Linked DNA regions of Homo sapiens: region 1 is linked to region 2. Evidence: read pairs that join two places in POLR2A ChIA-PET (ENCODE). Cell type or tissue: HCT116. All regions are shown on one strand. Each heading gives the region's core, and the rest is flanking DNA. Links, peaks and the distances in the headings are about the cores only. Region 1 overlaps CYB5B (cytochrome b5 type B). Region 2 overlaps NFAT5 (nuclear factor of activated T cells 5).

Evidence for each region. Peaks named below come from ENCODE experiments on the same cell type or tissue, not always from the same donor. Only the 100,000 strongest peaks of a DNase experiment are listed, where the experiment ranks them.
Region 1: POLR2A ChIA-PET joins it to region 2 with 6 read pairs; 5 of 35 experiments call an interaction of 5 or more read pairs at or near these places.

Annotation. Positions count from the first base shown.
Region 1 is chr16:69,435,277-69,451,232 of GRCh38, reverse strand. CYB5B (cytochrome b5 type B) reads right to left here. Exons shown (of 5, transcript NM_030579.3): 2 at 3,955-4,083; 3 at 3,089-3,118. It also overlaps the pseudogene LOC100420066. Among named protein-coding and RNA genes, the nearest start is that of CYB5B, 19 kb to the right of the region's middle. RefSeq lists enhancers at 6,730-6,989, 7,020-7,099 and silencers at 7,446-7,728, 14,658-14,707. In HCT116, for the core only: no CTCF peak of the experiment used is centred there; no DNase peak of the experiment used is centred there; H3K27ac peaks cover 1,904 bases.
Region 2 is chr16:69,631,541-69,647,496 of GRCh38, reverse strand. NFAT5 (nuclear factor of activated T cells 5) reads right to left here. Exons shown (of 15, transcript NM_138713.4): 4 at 1-469. Among named protein-coding and RNA genes, the nearest start is that of SNORD13H, 69 kb to the left of the region's middle. In HCT116, for the core only: no CTCF peak of the experiment used is centred there; no DNase peak of the experiment used is centred there; H3K27ac peaks cover 290 bases.

The sequences.
Region 1 (15,956 bases), core at 10,696-13,195, 200 kb after region 2:
TCAAATATAAGTAGGAGATTGACGGCTCTCAGCATGAGGGTTAATCCAGCAAGGAAGAGATTCACAAAGACAAATGGTTTTTAATTCTAGTTAGTTATTTTTGATTGAAGCGGGTTAAAAAAAAATCTGTTGCTACATCTTTAAGTTTTTAAGTCTTTACGTTTTTAGTATATTAATTCTGGGCCTTCAACTCAGGTACTATCCATCTAACAATAAAACAATGGTGACCATTAATTATTTACCTGTGTTATAAAAGTAATATGAAAGGTGTTTTCTAAAAGAATTAGGGAATGGTTACTGACTTACACTTTGGAATAGCAACATTTTGAGTGTTTCTTTCTTGGCGGGCAGTAGGGATGGTGCAGTTCAGACAGGGAGTAGAAGAAGGAGAAGAAGGAAAATGGAAATGAAAACTCTCTCCCATAGGCTGAAGATACTTTTTAATTTGACTTTTAAAAATCACTTCTTCATAAAGATTCAGAAACCATGAACCAAGAGAAAGGAAGGTAACCAATGAAATGAACTCCATTTCCATTTCTTAATGGTGAATGTTTAAACCAGATAAAGTATGGAGAAGAGAGATACCTACATCCTAGACACCAAGTCCCTATTTAAACCTCTGTAAGAAATAAATCTGAGAGATCAAGAATTTCTTCCTGGAACTGAAGTCAGGTTGGAATATAGCTCTATAAAAACCTATGTAGGTGGTCTTGAAAATGTTCCAAAAGGCCTTTCTTGCCTGATCTGCCTGAAGTAGAGCAGAGTGACTAGAAACACAATAGCCAGACTCTCTACTTAATGAAGACATGTCCCTTGAGTACAGTGACATGAGGAAAACAGGATTGAAAACACTGCCTTTAGTCACTTTTTAACCCAGATAGGGGCTAAACTACATTTGGAGACTTCTAAATTATTATAGAACTTGGTGAGCTTAAATGCTTTCTTTTTCTATCTTTCTTACAAAAAAATCTAAGGCTCAATAGTTTTTTGGGTTTTTTTTTTTTTTTTTTTTTGAGATGGGGTCATGCTGTGTTACCCAGATGGAAGTGCAATGGTGTTACCATGGCTCACTGCAGCCTCAAACTCCCGGGCTCAAGCTATCCTCCAGCCTCAGCCTCCCCAGTAGTTGGGACTGCAGGCACACATTATAATGCTCAGCTAATTTTATGATTTTTAAAAAATAGAGACAGGGTCTCACCATGTTGCCCAGGCTGGTCTCCAAGTGCTGGGCTCAAGCCATCCTCCCATCTCAGCCTCCCAAAGTGTAGGGATTACAGGCGTGAGCCACTGCACCTGGATGGCTCAATAGTTTTAATTCAGCTGAGAAATCTCTAATCCTTTGGCCTATAGAAGGCAGACAATGCTTACCACAGAAGAGAATTAAATTTTCCTAAGTTTTCAAATGAAAAGATGGGCATATCATTCAGCAAAAAGTTTGGGCTTAGCTACCTACTTATCACCTAGATTACTTAAATTGCAAATTCCTAAACCCTATCTCCAGAGATTCCAAAGCAGTAGGAGTAGAAGCCCAAGAAATAAACATTTCCTATATATATTCATGTACATACCAAGGGATTCCAACTGAGGTGATACAAGAACAGAATTTGGGGAACATTGTTCTACATTCCTAAGAATGGTCCTAACTGTACTACCAAGAAAGAAAAACAGCAACAAGAAGCAATCTGTAGACTTCTAGACATTGTAATTGCAAACATATTTTTTCTATTGTTTTAATATAAAAGATGCTCTCATAGTTGCTGTGCAGAAATGTGTTATGGCTCCTATATCCTTTGAATCAGATGTTGACCTCTGAAAGTGGTATTTTCTGGACATGTTCAATATACAAATCAAGGCCACGCTTCGTTCAAATTTTACCATAATAACACAAGTTATTAAGAGTAAGCAACAACAAAAAATGATGGCTGGTTACCTCCAGGGAAGGGGAACTAAGACACTGAGAGCTTGAGACAGGAAGAAACTTTTTACAGAATACTGTTTTGAACTATTTAATTTTTTTTTTTTAAGGATTCAAGAATGGATAGTACATGTGTTAGGAGGAGAGGACAAACAACCAACAGTTGTTACAAAGTGTTTTAAGAACCATTTCATTCCCCTTTCAGAAACAATTCAATAGTTCAGAGTAGCAGTCTAGCAACATGGAAGAGTTAATTTACACAAACACTCTGGATTGCAGGGCAACAGATGGCAGACACTGTTAAGCAAGCAATCTCTTGAGTTAATAGAATTCTTGTGTCTAGGCCAACTTTAATTGCTGTGTCAAACCTATTCAGTAATTTCGGCTCAATGAGGAATGGGAAGCAAGCAGCAAGGAGGAGGAAAATGGAAGGGAGGCAGCATCACTTTCCTATGTTCTAGGTGGCACCTAAACTGCTGTCCCTTTAAATTAGAGTGCTGTGTACCAGCTATCTGAAGGACAGAAATTAAGGAAAATTGTTAGGGAATAAGGGAAATGAACCACCTAGCATGTGGGAGGCAGAAAATGGTTCCATATTTTCTTCCTGGTATGCAATGTAGTACACATTAAAGTTTTCAAACACTCAAATACTTAGTCTTTTGTTTTCGCTGTATTACTAAGTAACCGGGAAGGGTGTGGGCCTGTTTGAGCCTACAGGAAAAAAGAATTAAATTTGGAAAATAAGTACAGAAAGGCCTCTGTATTACAGATAAAGAAGATAACCTATAAGAAACAAAACAACTTTGCAATTATTTTTTTCCAACACAGAAACAATTATTATCACTTGTCCTACATAATGTAAAAGTAAGATATTTTTCCACAACTGAACCCATAAACTAATTTCTTTCAAAACCACACAGGGCATAGCTTTGGAGTTTCAGTTAAAAAAAAAAAGCGTATAAAGGCATTAGCAAAATGTTTCCTACTGTTCAAGACTCAGCTATTCTTTTATTCCTGAGATGATACTGAGTCCAAATTCCAGAAAAATAGGATTTTTGCTTGGGGAAAAAGTAAATACTTTGTAACTTCTCTTGTTAAGAAAAAATGTTTCAAAAAGCAGTCCTACTTGAGTAAACACAAATATAAACACAAGACAAACCGCTGACTTCTTACCTTGCTACCACTTTCAGGTTTAAGGTCACTCTGTCAAAAAAAGGAAAACAAATAATATTTTAAGACATAGCCAAATGAATTCTCACTATATGCTTGTTTCTAACTTTGGAACATGAGACTATATTCTGGTGATAGTGAATTCCCTGGGAGATTTGAGGATCCATAGAAAGATACCTCTACTCTGAGCATATCAGAGTCCCTTGTTAGAATGGTATATATGGATAGTTTTTAAAGTCCATAATTACTACCTTTAGCAAGGAGCTTGCAAAAACAAGCAAACCACTATTTTAGGTAAAGGTGTTATTAACTGCATTACAAAAATAAATCAACACATAAAAATAATCCAGAATCAGTTCCCTTAGCTTTTTAGAGATATTACATGTGCTACCTGGCAAAGAAGAAGCTATATCCTAGCACAGTAAGACTAGACAATTTTGGAGAAAATTTAGCCTGATGGCTAGATTGAATGAATTTCCATTTTAATAATTTTTTTTTTTTTTTTGAGACAGAGTCTCGCTCTTTCACCCAGGCTGGAGTGCAGTGGTGCAATCTTGGCATACTTCAACCTCTGCCTCCCAGGTTCAGGCAGTTCTCGTGCCTCAGCCTCCTGAGGAGCTGGAATTACAAGTGTGCGCCACCACACCCAGCTAATTTTTGTATTTTTTAGTAGAGGTGGGGTTTCACCATGTTGGCCAGGCTGGTCTCGAACTCCTGACCTCAAGTGATCCGCCTGCCTTGGCATCCCAAAGTACTGGGATGACAGGTGTGAGCCACCACGCCCAGCCAATAATTCATTTCTTCATCCTGTTCTGCAGCTGTTAAGTAGTTTTCTCTGCATAAGGGCTCCCATCTCTGATAGTTCTTACCGGATGGATATCACCAATGTAGTACTGCTTTAGCATTTCTCTGGCATCAGAAGAGTGTCCTACATCTTCAAAGCTTTCACTTGCATCTACACCAGCTTGTTCCAGCAGAACCTCTTCTCCTCCAGGGTGCTACAAGGAAAAGATATTTACTGAACCGAGGGTTCTCTGAAAAGCAAACCAACAAGTTACTTTCCCATACCCCCTTCTTCCTTTCTCCCTTTAATAGAAATAATGGAACAAATTGACATTGTGTGGTGCCTGACAGGATGCAATGGGAAGAACACAGCATAACTTCTGTGATACTGTGGTCAAAAATGCATCATATGGGGATTACAGTGAGGACACCTGGGACAACCACAAATTTAGAAATATTCTACAAAATCTTTCTGGACAGGTCTGGCCTGTGATCTCTAAAGATACCACAGTCATGAAAGTCAAAGAAAGAGTGAAGAAACTGTTCCAGATTGAAGGAGGCTAGAGATTCATGACAACTGGGAATAATGGGTGATCCTAGGTTGGTTCCTTTTGCCAATATTATTGAGATAGCTGCAGAAACCTGACTAAGGACTCCAGGCAAAGGGTATATGCAATTCTTTATTCTATTCTTGCAACTTTTCTGTAACTTTGAAATTGTTTCAAATTAAAAAGTTAACTAGGCCAGGCACGGTGGCTCATGCCTGTAATCCCAGCACTTTGGGAGGCCAAGGCGGGCAGATCACTTGAGATCAGGAGTTCAAGACCAGCCTGGCCAACTTGGTGAACCCGTCTGTACTAAAAATACAAAAAGTGCCAGGCATGGTGGTGGTGGGTGCCTGCAGTCCCAGCTACTCAGGAGGCTGAGGCAGGAGAATCACTTAAACCTGTGAGGGGGAGGTTGCAGTGTGCCAAGATCACGCCACTGCACTCCAGCCTGGGCAAAAGAGTGAGACTCTGACTCAAAATAAATGAATAAATAAATAAGTTAACTATATAAAGTAGTGCCTCAGGAAGTAGATTCTATAACTATCAGCTATGTGACCCTGCACAAGTTATTAAAAAATTGAGATGTCTTTAGTTCCTTAGTTGTAAAATGGAAATATTAATAAGAGTACCTGTCTTGACAACTATTGTACATATTAAATGAGATAAGCATATAAAACACTTTGCACTCCAGAAGAGCATAATATAATACCATCTACAATTTTTAAATGAAGATATATATATGCATATTTATACCCATGCATAAAATCTCTCTGAAAATGGTGAAAGAACCTAGTGGCTGGGAGATAGGGTAGAAGGAAGACTTCACCACATACTCTTCTGAAAAAAAATTTTTTTTTTTTGAGATGGAGTTTCGCTCTTGTTGCCCAGGCTGAAGTGCAATGGCACAATCTCAGCTCACCGCAACCTCTGCCACCCGGGTTCAAGCGATTCTCCTGCCTCAGCCTCCCAAGTAGCTGGGATTACAGGCATGCGCCACCATGCCCAGCTAATTTTGTATTTTTAATAGAGACGGGGTTTTTCTCCATGTTGGTCTCGAACTCCCAATCTCAGGTGATCCACCAGCCTCGGCCTCCCAAAGTGCTGGGATTAAAGGTATGAGCCACCATGCCCAGCCTCTGAAACTGTTTTACCAAATAAAGCATTACTTACTCAGAAAATTAACCATTTTGTAAAATTATATTTAGCACAGTCCTTGACTTAAATACTCAAAAAACATTTACTTAAATTAGCAAATTTAGAATTTATATTATTTAATATATCAAAATTTGTATTTTTGAAATATTAATGCTTTTTACTTTTTATAACAACCATTTCAGCAGGAATAAATTATCATTCCTATTTTAAATAAATGTTAATTCAATTGAAGTATAAAAACTGTAAGTGTTACTTCCCAGTCATAGTCACCAGCCTATGAGCTCCCTGAGGATAAGGATAACTTCTATTTTTATCTCCTAAAAGGTCTCCACCCAGTGAGTGGGTCTCACATCCCAGTATTTAAGAATGCTATTTTACAGCAAGAGTAAGACAGCCACGATTCACTTGTTATTATATCTGAAACTCTCAGGTTATTATATGTGAAACTGTTCTTTGTTGTGGAACTAAGTCATCAGTTCTGGAATTATGTCCCAATTTGTTCTATACACCTAAACTATGGATGATATTTTTTCCTTTTGACACAACCCAACTATTGTGTTGCCTTTCAGAGTAAAAGGACAATAAAACTCCTTCATAGATTACAACATTTCAGGGAATGACTGAATTTTTGACTTGCTACACAGTTCTTTCTACAAGTACTTTCACTTTCATCAGTCTCTCACCACTTATAAACAAGAGAAAGCACAACACTTTTTTAAAATATTAAGTAAAAGTTATATATTCGCTGTGGTAAATTTGGAAAAAAGAATAATCAACTAGAGTCCTGGAACAGAAATAAGTCCAGTTAACAATTTGGTGCATAAAACTTCATTTTTCCTGTGTATTCTTTCAATCATTTCAGCCATTAGTCTACAATTTTTTATTGAATCCTTACTATTTTGTGTGGTAGGCAGTGATAAATAAAAGTTTTTTGTGTTCTCACAAAGTGAATTCATGTAGTACATAATGTTTTGTAGCCTGCTTCTTTTTTTTTTTCACTGAAGCAAGTGGGGGTCAGAGTGATCAAACAAAATTCTACGGTTTAATAACTTTCACTCTAAAATATGGTCTTAATAGAGATGGCTTAGAACAAGCAAAAAGACGTCAGGGAGCTTTTGGTTTCTGTTTAGAACTCTATAGTCTCCAGATAGAGTTAGCGAAAATCAAATGGATGCAGGGCTGCCATGGGCCACTGGCAGCCCAGCTGGAGGAGTTGGAATCACTGCACTAGGCCCGAGGCTATAGCAGGGTCCTGGCCAGTCTTAGGCCAAGATAATGCCCAGGCTGAGGAGCATACGAAGGCCTCGACGAAAACCCAAAGAGCCCCGGCACCCCAGGAGAAGCCAGACCAGCTCTCAGTGAAGACAGAGGGTAGGAGCTACTGTCCAACTCCAGCGTCAGCCACTGGATGGTCCCGCCCATGTTTATCATCTGCTTCTTCTCAGATATGATCTGCCACTACATGTTCATCCTGGTACAGAGCGACAAGAAGCTCACCCAGGAGCAAGTATCTGACAGTTAAGTCCTAATTTGAAGCAGAGCCTTCAGTGAAAATGGAAATTACATTCCCAAAAAGTCTTTTTCTTGACATGAGAATATTACATCAACAACCCAGAGGATAAAAATATCACCACTTCCTCCCACTATGCTCTCAGGCATGATGAAAGGAAATATAACAAACGTCATCCCTATGATTCTTACTTGTGAATGGATCAACATTGACATACTCAGGCATTGTTGCAACCAAGGTCCTATTTCCACTGACCCTCTGTTTTTTGTTGTTGTTGTTTGTTTGTTTGTTTGTTTTGAGACGGAGTCTCACTCTGTTGCCCAGGCTGGAATGCAGTAGCACAATCTCGGCTCACTGCAACCTCTGCCTCCCAAGTTCAAGCGATTCTCCTGCCTCAGCCTCCCAGGTAGCTGGGACTACAGGTGCCTGCCACCATGCCCAGCTAATTTTTGTGTTTTTAGTAGAGACAAGGTTTCACCACGTTGGCCAGGCTGGTCTCGAACTCCTGACCTCAGGTGATTCACCCGCCTCGGCCTCCTAAAGTGCTGGGATTACAGGCATGAGCCACTGCACCCGGCCGACCCTCTGGTTTTAAGCCTATGCTGCAGCAAGTTATCAAACTACTCACATTAGATCCACCCTGAATGAGCTCTGCATCCTGGTATTTCCTCAACGTATTTGGGCTTCAGAGAATTTACTGTGATTCTAGGCCAAGATAATGGCAACTGACCAATAAGAAATGAGGCAGGAGCAGATGACCAGAGCAGCCATGGCCATGCCCACAGAAACCAGCAAAGCTTCCAAGACAAAGTAGAAAGTTCTGGAGCTGATGGGTCACCAGTGGACACCAGATGATGTCAAAGAGCTCATGGGCAAAGGCCTTCACTTTGAAGTTATGTTCAAAAAGGAGTTACAAGACCAAGTGCCATGGCTCACGCCTGTAATCCCAACACTTTGGGAGGCTGAAGAGGGCGGATCACTTGAGGCCAGGAGTTTGAGACCAGCCTGGCCAACGTGGTGAAACCCTGTCTCTACTAAAAGTACAAAAATTAGCTGGGTATGCTGGCGCTCACCTGTAATCCCAACTATTCGGGAAAACCACTTGAACCCGGGAGGCGAAGTTTTCAGTGAGCCACAATCGCACCACTGCACTCCAGCCTGGGCAATACAGTGAAGCTCTGTCACAAAAAAAATTTTTAAAAAAGCCTCTATTTTTTGAAGACCAAGTAGTAAAAATTAGCTCTGCCAGAACTTGGAGTAGTCCTTAACCTGCTAACTTGTGTTTGAGCTAGAGACTCTCAGAATTTAAAAAAAAAAAAAAAAAAAGGATAGCTAGGCACAGTGGCTCACACCTGTATTCCCAACACTTTGGGAGGCCAAGGCAGGAAGATTGCTTGAGGCCAGGAATTCAAGACCAACCTGGGCAACCAAGCAAGACCTTGTTCTCCACAAAAAAAATTTTAAAAATTAAAAAATTATCCAGGCATGGTGGCCTGTAGTCCTGGCTACTCAGGAAGCTGAATTAGGAGGATCATCCAGAAGCCAAGGAATTCGAGGCATGGCGCCACTGCACTGCAGCCTGGGCAACGGAGACCCTGTCACTAAAAAAATTAAAAATACATAAATATTAAAAAGTAAAAAATAATAATTTAAAAAGAAAGATATATGAGCCGCTGAGCATGCAGCAAGGATCATTCTTATCTGAGCCAGGTTTCCCTTTATGCCTGAAACTAGAAAAAATGCAGTGTGTGTGCTGGATGATTTACAGGGAAAGAGCCATTTAAAAAATGTTTTACATTTTCCTTCTGGTGACTCTAGAAATGAGAGGCAGAGAAAGGGGAAAACTTAAGCTAGCCAAAATATAAACATTTACCAAAAATTCAATCTTTGAAAAAGCATTATTATTTTCTGAAAGATTTCATGTAAACAAAGAAAGAAAAAGCATTATTAATTATAACTAATTATTATATGCAGTCTGACTTTTAATCACAGTAAGCTCCTATTTTGAGATCCAAGCACCCTGCATTTTTATATTTAATTGTTAGTATTTTTATAACTTTCTTTACAAAAGTAATAATTTTCATTACCAAAAATTTAGAAACTATAGATAAGCAAAATGAATCTCCCTGTATTGTTCATTCTGAGCCTACAGGATGACATGAAGAGCAAATACGTGAAAACTTCATTCACACAAACTCTTTTCAGACAGATTATCCAGGGCCAGGAAAAGTAGCAAACCTTCTATATATTTTAATACTATCCAGGGAAAATTAGTGACCCTGACATACTGCCAGATCTATTTCCCATCTAGGGAACTTTCAGGATCATCAAAGACAGGTTAAGTAATGGGAAGTTCTTGATCTAGAGTTGAGAATATTATCAAACCCACTGAAAAAAAATGAGTTTCTATACTGTATATGTCCAGTCAGTTGAACTAAAAACCCCAGATATTCTAGATAAGAGTTTACATAACTTTTTAAGAAGGCAGAGAGATCAACTGCTGGCAGACATCTAGGTGAGGGTTGCACAGGAATTTTTCTGTCTGGAATAAATGTCCAGGGAAGTGGCAGGGTACCATTTCTGTATCAACAGGTAGATGAAATTTGCATAATGAGCACTGTAATCAAGAAGAAATGACTCTTGACTACAAATTAAACCATCTCGCTTTCTCTTTAAGAAATAAATCAAAGAGAAGTAAGGACAGTCGTGGTGGCTCACGCCTATAATCCCAGCACTTTGGGAGGCTGAGGCGGGCGGATCACGAGGTCAGGAGACCGAGACCATCCTGGCCAACATGGTGAAACCCTGTCTGTACTAAAAATACAAAAAATTAGCTGGATGTGGTGGCATGTGCCTGTAAGTCCCAGCTACTCAGGAGGCTGAGGCAGGAAAATCACTTGAACGCGGGAGGCGGAGGTTGCAGTGAGCTGAGATTGTGCCACTGCACTCCAGCCTGGGCAACAGAGCAAGACTCCATCTCAAAAAAAAAAAAAAAAAAGAGAGAAGTAAAACTGGGAAATCAGAATAATATCTGTGGACTGATTAATGTCAATATCCTGGTTGTGATACCATACTAAAGTCTTGCAAAATGTTACAAATGAGAGAAGAGTACAAAGGATCTCTATCATTTCTTACAACTACATATGAATCTACAATTATCTCAATAAAAATTTCCATTAAAAAATCAAATGAAGGCCAGGCACGGCGGCGCAGGCCTGTAATCCCAGCAGTTTGGGAGGCCAAGGTGGAAGGATCGCTTGAGCCTGGGAGTTCATGACCATCCTGGACAACATAGTGAGACACTATCTCTTTAAAAAAAAAAAAATCAAATGAGATCCCCTAATATATACTAAAGAGAAATGTGTAATAGATATATGTATTTACACACACACACACACACACACACGCAACACACACGGCCATAGCAGCATTATTCATTACAGTCCCAAACTGGAAACAGCCCAAACATCTACAGCAGAGTATGTACAAAATGAGATATAATCATACAATGGAATCCTAATCTGCAATGAAAAAGAACGAACCACTGCCACATACACAACACATGAGAATGCAACATGTTGAACTGAAGAAACCAGACACAAAAGAATATATACTGTGAAATTTCCATTTATAAAAAGTTCAAACACAGGCAAAATGAATCTATGCTGTTATGGTAATACAGTGGGTACCTCTGGGGATGAGGAAGAACCAGATGGTGGTTATACAAGTGTGTTCACTTACTACAGTGACATCTTATGGCTAAATCTCAAAAATATAGGCAGTATGTAAAGTAAATTCATAGAAACACAAAGTAGAATGTGATTGCCAGGCACTGGGGAAGGAAAAAAAGGGAATTTGTTTAATGAGTATAGTCTCATTTTTGTAAGATGTAAAAGTTCTAGAGATCTGATTCACAACAATATTCAATATTCAATATTTAAAACAATTGAATTGTACACTTAAAAATGTTTAAGATGGGCCAGGTGCAGTGGCTGAGGCCTATAATCCCAGGACTTTGGGAAGCTGAGGCAGGAGGATCACTAGAGGCCAGGGGTTGGAGACCAGCCTGGGCAACACAGCAAGACCCCGATCTATATTAAAAACAAACTAAAAAAATTGGCCAGGTGTGGTGGTGCACATCTGTAGTCCCAGCTACTTGGGAGGCTGAGGCAGAAAGATTGCTTGAGCCCAGGAGTTCAAGGCTACAATGAGCTACAATCACACCACTGCACTCGAGCCTGAGTGACAGAGCAAGACCCTGTCTTTAAAACAAACAAATGTTTAAGATGGTAGATTTTGGCTCACACCTGTAATCCCAGCACTTTGGGAGGCTGAGGCAGGTGGATCACTTGAGGTTGGGAATTTGACCCTAGCCTGGCCAACATGGTGAAACTTTATCTCTACTGAAAATACAAAAATTAGCTGGGTGTGGTGGCCCGCTCCTATAATTCCAGCTACTCAGGAGGCTGAGGCAGGAAAATCACTTGAACCTAGGAGGTGGAGGTTACAGTGAGCAGAGTTCATGCCACTGCACTCCAGCCTAGGTGACAGAGTGAGACTGTCTCAAAAAAAAGATGGTAGATTTCATGCTGTTTTTATCATAATATAAACTTTTAAGTAAAATACAATTAAAAAAAGAAACAGGCCGGGCGTGGTGGCTCACAACTGTAATCCCAGCACTTTGGGAGGCCAACGTGGGCGGATCATGAGGTCAGGAGTTCCAGACCATCCTGGCCAACATAGTGAAACATCATCTTTACTAAAAATACCAAAATTAGCTGGGCCTGATGGCGGGCACCTGTAGTCCCAGCTATTCGGGAGGCTGAGGCAGTCGAATCGCTTGAACCCAGGAGGCGGAGGTTGCAGTGAGCCAAGATCGAGCTCCCATTTGATTTTTCACAAGGATGCCAAGTCTATTCAGTGGAGGAAAGAACAGTCTTTTCAACAAATGATGCTGGGAAACTGGATTTCCACATGCAAAGGAAAGGTTGAACCCCTACCCCACACCATATTACAAAAATTAACTCAACAACCTAATATAAAATATCAACAACCTAAATATAAAAGCTAAAATCATAAAACTCTTAGAGAAAACATAAGGGTAAATGTTCATGACCTTGAGATTGACAATGGATTCTTAGATATGATACCAAAAGCATGGGCAACAACAAAAAAAAACAGATAAATTGGACTCCATCAGAATAAAAACTTTTGAGCATCAAAGGACATCAAGAGTAAAAAGACAATCTACCAAATGTGAGAAAATATTTGCAAATCATATATCTGATCAAGAATTAATATCCAGAATATATAAAGAACTGTAACCTAACAATAAAGACACTCCAATTTAAAAGTGGGCAAAGAGCTCTCTCGCTCTCTCTCCTTCTCACATTCAAATTTACAAAAAGGCAAAGAACTCTAGTAGACATTTCTTCAAAGTAAATACACAAATGACCAATAAGAAGATGAAAAGATGTGCAATATCAGTAGTCATTCAGGAAATGAATTCTGTCAGAAAGGGACTCCCCACACCAAAAAAAAAAGAAATGAAAATCAAACCATAACGAGACACCACTTTACACCTGCTAGGATGGCTACAATTAAAAAAAAAAAATCGAAAAATGGGATCTTTGTACATTGCTGGTGGGAATATAAAATAGTGCAGCTGCTGTGGGAAACAGTTTGGAGGTTCCTCAAAAAGCCAAACATAGAATTTCCATATGACCCAACAATTCCACTGTTAGATATGTCCAAATGAATTAAAAACAGATTCACACAGATACTTGTACACCAATGTTCACTGCAGCATTGTCCACAACAGCCAAATGGTAGACAACCCATGCCTATAAACAGATGAATAGATACACAAAATGTGGTATATACATAAAATATTATTCAGCCTTAAAAATGAATGAAATTCTGATACATACTACAACATGAATGAACCTTGAAGACATTATGCTAAGTAAAATAAGCCAGATACAACTGGACAAATATTGTTGATTCCATTTATATTCTAGAGTAGTCAAATTGATAAAAACAAAAAATAGAACTGTGATTACCAGAGGCTGGGAAGAGGGGGAAATAGGGAGTTATTTAATAAGTACAGAGTTTCAGTTTGGAGTAATGAAAAATTCTGGAGATAGATGGTACTGATGATTGCACAGCAACATGAATGTACTTAATGCCATTGAACTGTATGCTTAACAATTAATAAAATGGTAAATAAAAATAAAACAAAACACATTATGCTAAGTGAAAGAAGCCAAATACAAAATGACAAATATTATTTGATTCCATTTATATGGGGTACCTAGAACAGGCAAATTCAATAGAGACAGAAAGTAGATGAGAGGTTAGCTTGAGTTTGGGGAGAGGAATACGGAGTTATGGCTTGATGGTTAGAGTTTCTGTTTGGAGTGGTAACGAAAAAGTTTTGGAAATAGATGGTGGTGATGACTGCATAACAGTGTAAACGTAATTAACGCCACTGAATTATACAACTAAAAATGGTTAAAATGGCAAATTTTGTTATCTATATTTCACCACAATAAAAGAAAGAGTAAAGTTAGGTTTATATATCTATAATTAATATAAACTAAAAATGTGCTTTTGTCTGAATCCTAACAAAACAAGATAGAAGTGTATTGGGGGGGTTATGCTCAGTAGTCTAGATTAGTTGTCTGTACTATTCAAATCTACTAGACACTCAAAAATTCCTCCCTACTTTTTATTAAGTAAACCTAGTAAGACAGTAGATATTTCCCATTTTTTTCTAGGATTTGCTTTGTATTTAAACCTCTTGTGAATTTGCAAAAAAACATTCTTCCAACCTGAATAGCCTTTGTACTTTAACACTAATGGACTCTTTGTCTACTTAATATTAATATTATGTACGCAGTTACACAATATTACAAATGAAATGTTTCAAATAAACTATACTGCAACCGAAATTATAAACTGCCAAAAAAGATGAAACAATGATTGTGATCTATTCATTTCTGTCTAAATCAAGCAATAATAATCAAGTGAAATACTTTACAGCTACAAAGGAAATTGTGTAATGTCCTCTTGTGAAAAATTTTATCCAGTTCAACTGTCCAAAGAATATGTGATAGTAGGGGAAATCTACTGACTTTTCCTTAAGTTCATTTACTTTACTAAGTATTTTTGGAGAGCAGACAGAAAATCTATGTTTCAACAAAGAAGAGGACAAATTCCTTATGGAAAATAATACTTCCAGATTACTAATTCTATGGAAATAGGGGACTGATGGGCAGAATAGAGGAGAATGTGAAGAATGGCAGTTACAGAATAAAAATCTTGTTGGAAAAAAAATTACACAAATTATCTGTAGGTGGAAATTCCATAGTGATGTAATAAAAATATAACAATGGAGATATACTAGAGATCACCTGACATGGAAAATGAAATCCAGAAACATTAAGATTGAGGAAGTGCAAAATTAGGCCTAGTGATGAAAAGGGGGTCCTCTAGCCAAACACATTACCTCATCAAAATAAAACATGGAGGTTAAAATTTTAGAGAAGACAAAAACTACTTCCTAAAAAACAGTCTGCAGGGCAGAGAAAGATAACAGACCTGGGGGGTGAACAGGAGGAAACGGTGCAGGTCTATAGGTATTTGCATTTGGGTTAGAATGAGCCTGATAAGAAAAGGCTGTCACCTAAGAGAGGCAAACCAGCTGGCTGCCAGGAATGGTGTAACCTTGGCAGGGTCTGAAGTTCAGGTCTGCAGATCCAAACATAACTTGACATCCTTATCCCCCCAGACGGGGTCCCACTGCACTGATTCTCACAATGCCATATGTACCTTCATGATATTTATGTATCACAATTGCAATTATTTATTTAATATCTTTCTTCTCCATCAGACTAGATAAACTCCATCGGGAACAGAGACCACGCCTGTCCCATTCATGGCTGTTTTAGAACACAGCATGGTGCCTGGAACATAATGGGAGCTGGGAGTGAGCACACACACTGCTCACAAGCGCGAACACACATGTGAGTGCATGCCATGCCCCCGGGCAAAATGAATAAATAAATGAAAGTAGATTCCTTGATCAGGTCACCTCACCTGGGCAGTGATAGAGGTTAAATTCTGCCTCATCTTATTTCTCACCTTCCCTAGAACTAACCACTTGGAACCACTCTTGGCAGAGAGCATTCTTTCTATAAAATTATAATGTTAGGCCAGGCACAGTGGCTCGCTTCTGTAATCCCAGCATTTGGGAGGCTGAGCCAGGAGGATCACCTGAGGTCAGGAGTTTGAGACCAGCCTGACCAACATGGGGAAACCCTGTCTCTATTAAAAACACAAAAAATTAGCCAGGTGTGGTGGCGGGTACCTGTAATCCCAGGTACTCGGGAGGCTGAGGCAGAAGAATTGCTTGAACCCGGGAGGCAGAGGTTGTAATGAGCTGAGACCGCGCCACTGCACTCCAGCCTGGGAGACACAGTGAGAGTCCGTCTCAAAAACAAATAAATTAATTAATTAAATTTAATTATAATGTTAATTCCACTGGACAGGCAACAATCAACTTTCTTTTGACCAGCCTTGGAGAAGTACAGTAGGAATTATTAGTCAAATGCCAAAGCTTTCAAGAAATACCCTGGGATTGTACCAAATAGAGCCTGCATTCTCAGGCAAGGCCACTCTATACCTCACACAAGAATTACTTGGGCACAGATCTTCCCTGCAAATCCAAGTCATCTAATTTACCTTTCAATCCTTCAAAGCACTTGCCACTTGGTACTCAAAAGATGCTGCAGGAAACAATGCAATTTTGTATTAAATGCAATTTTGTATTAAAAACAAAAATAATCACTAACACTTATTGAGCTCTTTAAGC
Region 2 (15,956 bases), core at 5,360-7,859:
TCCATATTAGATTCTTCACAATCTCGTCGTTTGACCCCCGGCCTCTGCTTTGGATTTCGTTTTCGTGATTTACGAGGTACCTCAGTGTTATCATTGTAGGAACTGGTGCTCATGTTACTGAAGTTGGAGGGGGAATCCTCCATCCACATACTGCAGCTCTGCTCAGATTCCAATCCACACCCCTCATCCTGGCAGGACATCCGACTGTTATCCAGCAAGTCCTCAGGTGGTGGTGAGATGTACAAGACTGTGTGCCTCTTCGGTGTTGATGGATGCTGCTGAACTGTGTTACTGGTTAACTGCTTTTCACTTACCCCTCTGTTACTTACCCCCACGGCTGAGGAGCAGCTCTCCACTTGCATAGCCTTGCTGTCGGTGACTGAGGTAGAATAAATGGTAGGGCTGGAAGAGGTGGTAAAGGAGCTGCAAGCACCGCCCATGGAGGAAGAGGAGGGAGCTGAAGAAGCATCTGCAGTGTACAATTCAAGAGTAAATACACTATACATGTTTTCACCTATGCTGGCTAGCAGTCCCATTGAAAATGTGATTTGTGAACTGATTGTTTTTCCCCAAAATGAATAGTCAGAATTTGGTTATGTTTTAGAATATAAATGCTTCAAGCAATATAAGGCCTAAGAAATGGAATTTTTAAAAATGCCCAAATAGCATTATTTTACTTATGTTACAATCCATAGATTTTTAAAATCTCATTTAACGTTTTAAGCTGTAAAGCAAAAATAAAGCTTTTATTGCCTCAGCTGGACATTCTATTGAATTTTAATCATTTAAAGTAATAAAGAAAACCCCAATATGAAATATATGCTGGTGGTCCACATTCAATGCCAATTAAATAATTCATTATAGAATTTGAAAAGTGGGACTGTGCTTAGCCACAAAATATTAAAATAAGTTTCTAACCTATGAAGCAGAGAACTACAGGTCATTTTTAATGCAGACACTCCCTGCTTCAGAGGCAAATCCTGGAATAAAAATATGAGAAAATAAATGAGAAAAGAGCTGCTGATTATTCCAGATATCAATTATAAAATGAGAAATAAATAGAAAAAATATATAATCAACTGAATTGGAGGCAAAATGGAACTGGTATTGTCACTATGATTTGTTGTAAAATCTAGGAGAATCAAGATGAAAAAGGTATGATTTGGAACATTCTGGGTTGTAGAAGCAAGTTAATCATTGGGTCTCCAGAAGCTGGAAGTGGTAGTTCAAAACCATAAGCTCTAAAATAAATCCATCCTTTATGACATAATGAAAAGCAAAGGAAGAACTGATTAATGGATGGATTTCTCTTAATAAAGTACTTGATTACATGCTTGACAATTGGTTAGAGCTGTCCATTTTCTCTTTTTAAAGGACCTGGTTGATTGTGACTAGTAAGGGAATTTTCCAATGTAAGAACAATGGTAAATTTTACTGGCTGAAATCTAACAGAAAATAGTTAAGCATAAAAATCTCTGGAGAGCATCAGAATTAATATTTTTTATAAAACTATTTATCTGTTATGCCTAGCAAGAAAGATTTAAGTAGATCTTTTCAGCATGTGTGGCAACTGGCAGAATAGCGCACTGAAAATACTATTACTTTAGCCCTTAACAGCATAAACTCAGAGGCGCGTTGATCGCTAAGGTTGGAAGTTGTCATGACTAACATTTTAGATATCATTTTATCTTGTTCACAATATGGAAAGGTTGTCATTACATACACACACAAAAATAAAAATAGGTAATGTGACAAAGATATATTTCAATCTAAAATTAATTTGTATCTATGACCAAGTATGCCACTGTTTTAAAGTGTATGATAAAACTGTATGTGCAGTTATTGGAATTGCAACATACACATCAATTATAATATAAAGAGCAAAATGTAAGAATGTCAATGTTTACATAATTAAAAGCCAAGTGCCAAAGATCTGTTTTTTTCAATTGAAAACATGTATTTAAAATACACCTAAATTATTTGAATGAACTATATCCACCCAGAATTCTTCATTACTGTCAAGGCTAAAAAGCACAGTAATTAATATTAGTCATCAAGAATATGATCTATATAATGCCACATGGAAAGATTTTTCCCAACTACCATAAGTGAAGGAGTCTAAAGAAATTAGATGATACCAGTTCCATTTTCCAGTATGTATCCTTCTCAAATGCAGTAGCTGAAATTGGAAAATTCAGTCACTTTAAACTGCATTCCAATTTAAAGGAAAACTTATCAATTTTGTATCATGCATTAATGCAATGTTTTCTTAGTAAATAAATATTTTTAAAAGTTTGTAAAAACTACGAAATCTATATGCTACTGTCAGTGACAGTTTAGGAGCTGATTTGTAGCCACTTTGAGTTTAAATATAATTTTTTTCCTTGTCTTTTGAAAAATACTACAGAATTCATTTTAGAAAAAATAGAAAAGGTATTACATCTAACATTCCTTCATCTGTTCCAACTATTGGCAAAAACGAAACTAATTTTTTGTGTACTTATGAGCCTATGTTCTTCATTTTCAGAGAAATACAAGTATGCAGCATACAAGTATGCAGCATGCAATATTTGCAGTGGAACACACAAAACATGAATGCTGTGAACTTATATTTCTATAAAGCAACTTTCTCCCACTCACCCTTTTTAAATCTAAGGATCATGCACATGAGAATGCAGAGTATGAACATCTCAGGGATCCCTGTTCATGACAGATGGAAAGTACAGGTGAAAAGCAATCATGAACCCAAAAGCAAGTTATATGGTATTATGAATTTAATATGCACGATATAACCTTGTCTTGTTCTCTGAGGTAAAAAATTTTATCTTGCAAATCTTATCAAATATCAAAACCGTAATGATTATAAAACCCAACTGATTTAACAGTCAGACATAAGTGTGTGTTCTAGGGTAAGTATGCCAAACTGTGATATCATATCCTACATAAATTTAAATATTCTATACATTTTCCATGGACAGCTAACACACGATTGTGTGTGCACAACTGCAGGATTGATCCTGGGCATACTTATTAAAGAAAAAGTTAGCACAAAACTATGACACTGAAAATATTAACTCTGTCAGAAAAGAACAGTAACCATCTTTTAATAGAAAAATATTACTTTTTAAAGTCTACCTCAATTGCAAAGATTCTACTCATTTTAAGACAAATGAAATAATTTTTTTTAAACTGTAAAATTCTTTTTTTTTTTTGAGGCAGGGTCTCACTCTGTTGCCCAGGCTACAGTGCAGTGGCACGATCATGGCTCACTGCAGCCTTGATCTCCTGGGCTCAAGCAATCCTCCTGCCTCAGCTTCCCGAGTAACTGAGACTACAGGCACACAACACCATGCCTGGCTACTTTTTAAATTATTTGTAGAGGCAAAGTTTTGTCATGCTGCCCAGGTGGTCTCAAATTCTTGGGCTCAAGCAATCCTCCAGCTTTGGCCTCCCAAAGTACTGGGATTATAAGCGTGAGCCACCACACCCAGCCTAAAATTCTTTACCATGGTACTATTGATCCTCTGATGATGATAATGATGTATAAAATCTTTCACATCAAAACATTACATTCTGGTTAGCAAGAGATCTGAGTGCATTAATTAATAATGCCATGTGAGGTAGTAAAATGGAGGGTAAGAACTGTGAGCACTTCGAAAGCACTGACAATATCTTTCTCATCTTAGATCCTCCCAACACCTATCACAGTGCCTACATTGTAATAAAATTCAAATTATTAAATTGATTTCTGGGAAGCCAAAAATTTGGTATGTATTTGGAGTTACATTAAAGATAAGCTGGCAAATAAATGTAGGTTGAAGAATAAAAGAATTTTTATTCTTTTATATTCAAATATAATTCAAATATAATTCAAAGTACTTAGAATATATATTACTACGATAGCATTATTTGATACAGAGAAAATACTAAGAGTCTAGAGGTAACGATTTGCTATCTCTACCGAGAGTACTCTAGTAATTTTATTTCCTTAAATTATAAGTAAGCCAAATTACCTACTTATATATCCATAAATTTACCATGAAAAAAATCCTTAATATCCTATTAAAATATAAATACATAAAATAATGATATCAGAACATTTTAAATTTCTAATGCTAATTAGTCATTTCCAAGCATTCCCAGAAAAGTGCTGACAAATCCTCCTGGGAATACCACTGTATCACTAAATAAAGTATCAAAAAACAGCTTGATATTCTATAGAACCAAAGTGTGAATGCAGTTCTGACCCGTCTATATATTCTTTTTTTTTTTTTTTTTTGAGAGGGACTCTCGCTCTGTTGCCCAGGCTGGAGTGCAGTGGCGCGATCTCGGCTCACTGGAACCTCTGCCTCCCAGGTTTCAAGTGATTCTCCCGCCTTAGCCTCCTGAGTAGCTGGGATTACAGGTGCCTACCACCACGCCCAGCTAATTTCTGTATTTTAGTAGAGATGGGATTTCATCATGTTGGCCAGGGTGGTCTCGAACTCCTGACTTCAAGTGATCCACCCACCTCGGCCTCCTGACGTGCTGAGATTACAGGCGTGAGCCATGGTGCATGGCCATGTGAATAAATTTTATTGATTTTTTTTCTTTTATGAAGGAATTATCTTTGAACCTATAGTCTAACTTATATAGAATACTTTTTTTTTCCTTTTTCTTTTCTTTTCTTTTCTTTTTTTTGAGACACAGTCTTGCTCTGTTGCCAAGGCTAGAGTACAGTGGCACAATCTTGGCTCTCTGCAACCTCCACCTCCCGGGTTCAAACGATTCTCCTGCCTTAGCCTCCCGAGTAGCTGGGACTACAGGCACCCGCCACCACGTCCGGCTAATTTTTGTATTTTTAGTAGAGATAGTTTCACCATACTGGCCAGGCTGGTCTTGAACTCCTGACCTTGTGTTCTGCCCACCTCAGCCTCCCAAAGTGCTGGGATTACAGGTATGAGCCACTGTGCCTGGGCTAGAATAATTTTATTTTTTCTAAAGCATTTTCTGTGACCACAGAAAGCACAACAAACTAAAGGAAAAATTAATAGACCATTCTATAATTTACTCATAGAAATTTATAATGTCAGATTATTTTAAATAGAATAATTTTAAAATTTAAAAGAGGCAGGTAAAGTGTCATATGTAAAGTATCCTGTATTTAAGTCTGTTTGCCACTATTAACAGTAGCCAGTTATCAGACCAAATGCCAGTAACGATGGTGAACTTGAATTGTACATACAGCTTCTTTTAAGAATTGATGGAAACTATAAATACTCAAAAATAGTTGAGATTCAAAGACTGGCAGATATTAAATAATGTCTACATGGAATATGAATATCCCAGAATCTGCAATTTAATAAAAGATGAAACAGGATTTTATTTACTTTCTTTACTTTCTTTTTTGTTTTCTTTGTTGAGACAGTCTTGCTCTGTTGCCCAGGCTGGAGTGTAGGGGCACGATCACAACCCACTGCAGCCTCGACCTCCTGGGCTCAAGCGATCATCCCACCTCAGCCTCCTGAATAGCTAGGACTACAGGTATGCACCACCATACCTGGCTAATTTTTGTATTTTTTTGTAGAGATAGGGTTTCACCATGTTGCCCAGGCTGGTTTTGAACTCCTAGGCTCAAGGGATTCTCCCACCTCAGCCTCCCAAAGTGCTAGGATTACAGGCATGAGGCACCATGCCCAGACTGAAATAAGATTTTAAACGATACCATTTATAGAAACCCATGTAGATTTTATATACTCCTTGCTTAAACTGTATTTTAAACTTAAGAACTATCAGCTCTAGATTTGTCAACTAGAAATTATTTTAACTACCATAATATATTAGTGCTTAAAATATCATAAAAAAGATATACTTTATATGGAACTAAAAACTTTTAATAGAAAGCTTTGAAATTAGAAATATTTGCTGAAGTCCTCAAAAGAAAGAAATACCTTTCACTGCTTTAAAATATATGACAGAAATGATATTTAATTTCCAAGCTTCCAAGATTAAAATTTGATCCCTAACATTTGAATATGTACATATTTTATAATTTTTCAACATCTGTGCAAAATTGAGTTTTCTAAAAAAGCTAGTTTAAAAAAAGCCATAAAATTTTGCAAGAGTGCTAAGTGAACAAATAGTGGAACAAAGAAGGAATAAATTATTGACTATTCAAAAATAATCATTAAAAAAAAGATATTTGGAAACAATTTCCTTTTTTTTTTTTTTTTTTTTTTTGAGACGGAGTCTCACTCTGTTGCCCAGGCTGGAATGCAGTGGCACAATCTTGGCTCACTGCAACCTCTGCCTCCCAGGTAAAAGCGATTCTCCTGCCTCAGCCTCCCGAGTAGCTGGGACTACAGGTGCCCGCCACCACACCTGGCTAATTTTTGTATTTTTAGTAGAGACGGGGTTTCACCGTATTGGCCAGGCTGGTCTCAAATTCCTGACCTTGTGTTCTGCCCACTTTGGCCTCTCAAAGTGCTGGGATTACAGGTGTGAGCCACCGTGCCCGGCCTTTTTTTTTTTCTTTTGAGATGGAGTTTCGCTCCTGTTGCCCCCGCTGGAGTACAATGGCACGATTTTGGCTCACTGCAACCTCTACCTCCCAGAGTCAAGCGATTCTTCTGCCTCAGCCACCCAAGTAGCTGGGATTACAGGCATGCACCACCACGCCCGGCTAATTCTGTATTTTTAGTAGAGACAGGGTTTCACCATGTTGGTCAGGCTGGTCTCGAACTCCTGACCTCAGCTGATCCGCCTGCCTCAGCCTCCCATAGTGCTGGGATTACAGGCGTGAACCACTGTGCCTGGCCAGAAACTATTTCTGATCTAAAACACATAATGTTCAACCTTCGTTATTTCTTCTTAAGCATTATATTTTTCTTACTGGTAACAATGACCAACTCTGAAGTTCTCATCTGATAAAAGTCACCAGATACAAGGACATATTTTCAGATTAAAGAAGAAAGATATTCAGAGAAAAAAGCTGTAAGGCCAACACTCATGTTGCCAAGAGATTGAAATATCTAGAACACACAAAGTGGCTGCAAACCTGCTTTGTCGACACCTTACATGCCAACCTTCATTTTCTACTTTTCTTCTTTTTCTTATAATATTAATGCAAAGTTTAAAACTTTACAAAAAGTTTTAGTTTCAATCAGTATCAATCCACTATTTAGAAACAAACAAACAAAAAGTAAGAAAGGAAGAGAGAAAGAAAGAAGGACTTATGAAGAAGTCTGAAAACGAGACCGACCTATACCCTGGGTGAGATTGGATGGGTTAAGTGTCTCTGGCACTATTTGTCTTCACTATTGACAGACACTGTCACACAACCCACCACACGATGCCTGTCTCTGAATGGCGAAGCTAGAATGCAAGTTAAGTGTATTAATAGAAAAAACAACTAGCATCCCAGCATATAAAATAAGCATTCCAGATTATTAAAAAAACAAAAATTGTAGGGCTGATCATTTACATGATTAAAACAGTTTCAATCTCCCATTTGTACTTTTCCCACCCAACATACGTTTACATGTTAAAATAAGCAATGTTTTAAAATGAACTTCAAAAAATTTAATTATTAACCTCTGAATGCATGTGGGGAAATTTCTTAGACAAAATTTTTGTGAACTCTTATTCACCAATTTGTTCTGTTTATAGATGCTCTCTAATCCATAAGCCAGAATTCTCTCTTTCAGGTGTTTTTCAGGCTGTTCCCTTACCCAAACTCTTTTGAAGCGTGGAAGAAGATATGTTCTGAGCAATGCACTTACACTGTAAAAAAACCTATATTTTAGCAGCAAAATAACCTTTCCATTTTTCAGACCACACTGACTCCTACATACTTCTTTATACTCCCCTTAAAAAGGATACCAATTTATACTTTTAATGATACATGCTACTTTGTATAATATGTTTGATCCTAGAGGCTCTATTTTTTTAAAAAAAATAATGAGCACTACTGCTGAAGCTGAAGGGTTTGTTTCTGATTTATTGCAGACATCTTTTTCTTCTCCAGTTCATCAAATTGCCATTCAGGGTTCTAATGTTATAAAACAATTACTCTCCAGTTTTTAATCTGAATTCTCCTTAAATAATTATTTCTACCTTATCAGAGTACCATTAATACACTCATATAATATTTACTAAAGAGTGCTCCCTGAAAAATAAAATGCTTATCCTGAAACTTAGAGCAATGTTTTAAATGTATTTTTTGTTCTATCCAAACAAAATTTTTTTCTATTCAAACAAAAATTCAACCCAAAGGATCTAAGCACAGTGTATAAAACATGTACTAGATATACACATTAAATACTTTGATTTTTAAGTCCATGTAAAATTCTTTCCTAATGGAAGAAAAAGATGTTTTCCATCATCCAATGATTTAAGTACCACTGGATACCATCACTTGTCAATACTGAATGAAGAGACTAATATCCAGATGTAATCTTCTATCTCCAATAATTTAAACACAAAAGGGAATAATTATACTAGCTGACAGCTACATTTATTACACTGCCAAATATACCAGGAAGTATAGGCTAAAAAGAGAGAGAGACAGAGACAAACACTGAACTACTGAAAGATAATGTCACTTTAAGATAAAAACAGAGTATCACTAAACTTCAAAATTAGAGAAAAAAAAAGTTCCAAGGGATATTATCTGAAGGACACTTCAATACGCTACAATACATTTTAAATATTTTAGATTAAAAAATAAAGGCATTCCTGCCAATTCTACTTCAATGTTTTTACTTTTTTTTTTTTTTTTTTTGAGACCGAGTCTCTCTCTGTTGCCCAAACTGGAGTGCAGTGGTGCAATCTCAGCTTACTGCAATCTCTGCCTCCTGGGTTCAAGTGATTCTCCTGCCTCAGCCTCCCGAGTCGCTGGGATTACAGGCGCCCACCACCACCTCTGGCTAATTTTTTGTATTTTTTAGTAGAGATGGGGTTTCACCATGTTGGCCAGGCTGGTCTTGAACTCCTGACCTCAGGTGATCCACGCACCACAACCTTCCAAAGTGCTGGGATTACAGGCGTGAGCCACCGTGCCCAGCCCTACGTTTGTTTTTTTTAAGATATGATTAAACAATAATAAAAAATCATTTACAGCATCATTAAAAACTTCTGATTTAATCAATCAGGTTTTAGACCTGGGTCTGGAGTAAAGTGTACGTTAGATCCAATCGTAGACAAAATAAACTGCCTAGACAAAAAACCAGAAGTCATAAATTGCTCTACCAGAAGTTTTTTTGTTTTTTGTTTTTGTTGTTGCTTGTTTGTTTGTTTTTGAGACACAGTCTCACTCTGTCGCCCAGGCTGGAGTGCAATGGCGTGATCTCGGCTCGCTGCAACCTCCGCCTCCCGGGTTCAAACGATTATCCTGCCTCAGACTCCAGAGTAGCTGGAATTATAGGTGCCTGCCACCATGCCCAGATAATTTTTGTATTTTTAGTAGAGCCAGGGTTTCATCATGTTGGCCAGACTAGCCTCAAACTCTTGACCTTGTGATCCGCCAGCCTCAGCCTCCCAAAATGCTGGGATTACAGGCGTGAGCCACCGTGCCCAGCCTCTACCAGAAGTTTTGATCATTAACCATGCAACTTAAATCACTTCATTAAAAAAATACTATTAAGAACTCTTAAACAGCAGACTTTATAGAATTAGTCCTTCAGAAACTGTCGGTCTTTCCTATGATTTCATCATCCTCTATCAATGTTCCTTTTATATACAAAGGTTCTGATATGGTTTAGCTATGTATCCCCACCCAAATCTCAACTTGAATTTTATCTCCCAGAATTCCATGTGTCACAGGATGGACCCAGGAGGTGGTATTTGAGTCATGGCGGCTGGTCTTTCCTGTGCTATTCTTCTGACAGATAATAAGTCTCACAAGATCTGATGAGTTTATCAGGGGTTTCCACTTTTGCTTCTTCCTCATTTTCTCTTGCTGCCACCATGTAAGAAGTGCCTTTTGCCTCCCACCATGATTCTGAGGCCTCCCCAGCCATGTGGAACTGTAAGTCCAAATGAACATTTTTTCTTCCCAATCTGGGGTATGTCTTTATCAGCAGCATGAAAATGGACTAACACAGTAAACTGGTACCAGGAGTGGGGTGTTGCTGAAAAAATACCAGAAAATGTAGAAGTGACTTTGGAACTGGGTAACAGGCAGAGTTTGGAACAGTTTGGAGGGCTCAGAAGAAGACAGGAAAATGTGGGAAAGTGTGGAACTTCCTAGAGACTTGTTGAGTGGCTTTGCCCAAAATGCTGATAGCGATATGGACAATAAGGTCCAGGTCTCTGATGGAGATAAAGAACTTGTTGGAAACTGGAGTAAAGGTGACTCTTGTTATGTTTTAGCAAAGAGACCGGCATTTTACCCCTGCCCTAGAGATCTGTGGAACTTTGAACTTGAGAGGGATGATTTAGGGTATCTAGTGGAAGATATTTCTAAGCAGCAAAGTATTCATTAGGTGACTTGGGTTCTGTTAAAGGCATTCAGTTTTATAAGGGAAGCAAAGCATACAAGTATGGAAAATGTGCAGCCTGACTATGCGACAGAAAAGAAAAACCCATTTTCTAGGGAGAAATTCAAGCTGGCTGCAGAAAACTGCATAAGTAGCAAGAAGCCTAATGTTAATAATCCCCAAGACCATGAGGAAAATGTCTCCAGGCCATGTCAGAGACCTTTGTGGCAGCCCCTCCCATCATAGGCCCAGAGGCCCAGGAGGAAAAAGCGGTTTTGTGTGCTGGGCCCAGGGTCCCCATGCTGTGTGTGGCCTAGGGACTTGGTGCCCTGTGTCCCAGATGCTCCAGCCATAGCTGAAAGGGGCCAATGTACACAGCTCAAGCTGTGGCATCAGAGGGTGGAAGCCCCAAACCTTGGCAGCTTCCATGTAGTGTTGAGCCTGTGGGTGCACAGAAGTCAAGAATTGAGATTTGGGAACCTCCGCCTAGATTTCAGAGGATGTATGGAAACCCCTGGATGCCCTGGCAAGTTTTCTGCAGGGGTGGGGCCCTCACGGAGAACCTCTGCTAGGGCAAAGCAGATGGAAAATGTGGGGTTGGAGACCCCACACAGAGTCCGTACTGGGTACTATGTAATGGAGCTGTGAGGAGAGGGCCAATGTCTTCCAGACCCCAGAATGGTAGATCCACTGACAACCTGCATCATGCACCTAGAAAAGCTGCAGCCACTCAATGCCAGCCCATGAAAGCAGCTGGAAGGGAGGCTATACTCTACAAAGCCACAGGTGCAGAGCTGCCCAAGACCATGGGAACCCACCTCTTGCATCAGCGTGACCTGGTTATGAGACCTGGATTCAAAGGAGATCATTTTGGAGCTTTAAAATTTGACTGTCCCACTGGATTTCGGACTTGCATGGGCCCTGTAACCCCTTTGTTTTGGCCAATTTCTCCCATTTGGAACAGCTGTATTTACCCAATACCTGTACTCTCATTGTATCTAGGAAGTAATCAGCTTGCTTTTTATTTTACAGGCTCATAGGCAAAAGGAGCTTGCCTTGTCTCAGATGAGACTTTGGACTGGTAGACTTTTGGGTTAATGCTGAAATGAGTTAATGAGTTTGGGGGACTGTTGGGAAGGCATGACTGGGTTTGAAATGTGAGGACATGAGATTTGGAGGGGCCAGGGGCAGAATGATGTGGTTTGGCTGTGTCCCCACCCAAATCTCAACTTGAATTGTATCTCCCAGAATTCCCATGTGTTGTGAATCATGGGGGCTGGTCTTTCCCGTGCTATTCTTGTGATAGTTAATATGTCTCAGGAGATCTGATGGGTTTATCAGGGGTTTCTGCTTTTGCTTCTTCCTCATTTTCTCTTGCTGCTGCCATGTAAGAAGTGCCTTTTGCCTCCTGCCATGATTCTGAGGCCTCCCTAGCCATGTGGAACTGTAAGTCCAATTAAACCTTTTTTTCTTTCTAGTCTCGGGTATGTCTTTATCAGCAGTGTGAAAACAGACCAATGCAGATTCCCACTGAGAGAGTGTCAACATGACAGAATAACAAAGTCAGAAAGTATATCCCATGGCCCACATATATATACATCTTGACTGGTGTGCGAAACTTCAAAATAAGACCAAAAATAGACTGGGTGAGAATGCAAAGAAAAAAAGTAAAAATAAAGTTCAAAACTAATTTTTACAAAGAGAACCTATTTTTTAACACCTTACTAATGGCCAGGCATGGTGGCTCACGCCTGTAATACCAGCACTTTGGGAGGCTGAGGTGGGCGGATCACCTGAGGTCCGGAGTTCAAGACCAGCCTGGCCAACGTGGTGAAACCCTGTCTCTACTAAAAATACAAGAATTAGCCAGGCATGGTGACAGGTGCCTGTAATCCCAGCTACTTGGGAGGCTGAGGCAGGAGAATCGCTTGAACCCAGGAGGTGGAGGTTTCAGTGAGCTGAGATCGCACCATTGCACTCCAGCCTGGATGACAAAAAAAAAAAAAAAAAAAAAAACTTTACTAACAAAGGAGGTTAGAAACACATGGGGAAGGAGGTCAATGTTTATTCAATAATTACTACTTGTCAGAAAATGTTCGGCTATTTTACAAATTTATCTTCATAAGAACCTTAAGAAGAAGTTGGTATTATTGTCTAACTACAAGGGTAATATTATTAGAAATTTATTTAACTTTCCCAAGAGTCCATCTATATAGGAGATATGATATGATAGCAATTAGATTCAAATTCAGTCTTTATGACTCCAAAGCCCATGTTAATCTCATCTGTGAGAAAAATAAACAAATAAATAAAACTATGTACATGTTGTGTGTGTGTTTGTAAGTAAGTTTGATCTAGAGAATGGCTGTATAGACCTGGTACTTTGAGGTGCTTTCTCATTCATTTTCTGATTTAATTTAGTTGATGATAATACCCTGTAATTATATGGGAAGAATAAATTCTACCTGAGTGGGCTAAATAAATACTGCCAGTACACACATACTTGATACATATATGCAATGATGGATGAAAAGTGAATATAACCTTACTTATGCCAAATATAAATCCATCAAGTATCTAATATATCCCATATATTTGTTAGTTTTTAAGAGTACAGTTTATTGGACACTTTTATTCATATAGTCATTTGCACCCAGTGATTTTAAAATTATGAAATATTTAAAACACTCATGTAGCTTCCACTCATATTCAAAAAATGCTACCATTTTACTATGTATGATTTTTTTTTTTTTTTTTTTTTTGTGAGTCGGAATCTCACTATCGCCAGGCTGGAGTGCAGTGGCATGATCTCGGCTCACTGTAACCTCTGCCTCCCAGGTTCGAGTGATTCTCCTGCCTCAGCCTCCTGAAGAGCTGGGGATTACAGGCACCCGCCGCCACACCCAGCTAATTTTTGTATTTTTAGTAGAGATGGGGTTTCACCATGATGGCTAGGCTGCTCTCAAACTCCTGACCTCAAGTGATCTGCCCGCCTCGGCCCCCCAAAGTGCTGGGATTACAAACATGAGCCACTATGCCTGGCCCATGTATGATTTTTTTAATTTTATTTTTTTAATTAACAAATAATAATCATACATATTCATGGGGTAGATAATGTTCTGATACATATAATGTACAGAAATCAAATCAAGGTAATTAACATATCCATTATCTAAATATTTATCATTTCTTTGTGTTAGGAATGTTCAGTATCTTCCTTCCAGCTATTTGAAACTATATAGTATTGTTAACTACAGTCATCCTACAGTGGTATAGAACACTAGAACTTATTTCTTCTATCTAGCTGAAATTTTGTATCCTTCAACAAATTTCTCCCTATCCCTTCCTTCCTCCTACCCTTCCCAGCCTCTATTATCTATCCTCTGTCTTACTTTTTACTTCTATGAGACCAACATTTTTTAGCTTTCACATATGAGTGAGAACATGCAGTGTTTAACTTTCTGTTCCTGGCTTATTTCACTTAATGTCCTCCAGTTCCATCCACATTGCCATAAATGACAAGATTACATTCTTTTTTATGGCTGAATTCCAGAGGAAAAAATATCCAGAAACAGGTGAAGTTCCTTTCTTATAAAACAATTAGTTATAAACACTTTTTGCTTATATTTTCAATCTTGTTGGTGATATAAAAAAGTCCACTTCTATGCATTAATTTCTTAGGCAAAATTGTACAGAATGCATAAAATCAGTAACTGTATCTATTTTCTATAAGTATTTAGCTTATGAATGAGAATCTGTGAACAGTTTCAAAATGCTGTTCTGTTGACTCAAGTAATATAAAAATATGCTTATTTATTAGAAACTGAATAAATCACAATATTTATAAAAGTGTTATTAAGAGGACAATAAAAAGAGAAATATTAAAGGAACAAAGCAATAATAGGCCAAGTTTGCTTTTTGGCAATGTCAATTTGTAACTGTCAAACAATTAGCAGTTGTTTCTGAATTAATGGCTATAGGCCCAAGTTTGCTCTCTAATAATGCAGACTTCAGCATAAATCCATACATACATACCATCCATATGTATAAGTGTATGTATTTAAATTTACTATGTAATTTCAGTATAATAAGATAGAAGGAGGAGTAGAGATTTTTAAATCTGCTTGCAACATGTTTGTAACTAGGATCTGACTTCCTTCTAGAAATGGTCTAGTTTTCTTGGAAAAAAGGGAATGGCCATAAAGAATAACCAAGATCAACTCACAACATTTTAGCTCACAGCATCTGTAGGTGAATTACCTTTCTCGTTAGTGGGTTTCTGGTTTAATTTCATGAAGAGTATACTACATTAGGTGGCAAAAATTCTGAAATATGTTAACCCAGGAAAGCAATCAAAGGCAAATTTCTTCCTCAAATTTAGTCAACTCAAGAAAATCCTCATTATATAACTGTAAATACTTTCTAACGTAAGTAAATTAAGTTATAATAAATTCAATGGGATAAAAAATTTTGTTGCTAGAAATCACTTTTATTAAATTATTATTATAGAAATCAAATTCCCATTCGAAGATCCTGACACTTGTAGAGAAGAGGTATGGCTTTTCAACTCAATATTCTATACATTGCCTAGTTAAGGATCTTGCGTTTCCCTAATCGAAGTGATAGCACACAATGCCAAATTCCCTCAAGCACAATGACAAGGAGTAAGAACTAGGTAAAAGAAAAAAGAGAGATACTTTATGGCTAGAAGGATTGTGATATGATGACATGCAAATTACCTAACACAATTCTTGTCACATAGTAGGAACTTAAAAGTGATAATATATTTTCATTTTTTAAAAGCTGTCTCCTACAGGAGGAGTAACATATTTTCTTCACCTCAGTTTTTGTACAGTGTATTATTATAGATGGTTTAGAAATTTCTGTGATTTTAATTCAGGTGATTAGGAGATATGAAATGAATTAGAATATAGCACTTATTTGATTATAGGACATTAATTTGCATCTCTAGTGCCCTCTCTTATAGTATAAATAGCACTCAATGAAATTTTGTAGAAAATACTTGTTACATACTTGAGATTTATTAAGTGACATGGCATAGAACTCAAAGCACTATATATCAAAGCTCTTCCAAAAGAAAAATTTATTATATGGATCACTTCACATCAAGTTATGAACTTAAAAACCGACAGTGGTCCAACAAGTGGAGATATTCAACCAAGATTTCCACTGTACACACTTTATGACTGTGTATTATCTTTATACATGTTAAAAACTGCTATGAAGTTAGCCGGGTGTGGTGGCACACACCTGTAGTCCCAGTTACTCGGGAGGCTGAGGCAGGAGAATCGCTGGAACCCGGGAGGTGGAGGTTGCAGTGAGCCAAGATCACGCCACTGCACTCCAGCCTGGCAAAAGAGCAAGACTCCATCTCAAAAAACAAAAACAAAAACAAAAGCACAATTGCTATGAAGTATTAGTGTACTGTTACTTCTAAAAAGAGTATTAATATATAATTACTGAAACCAAAATATGAAT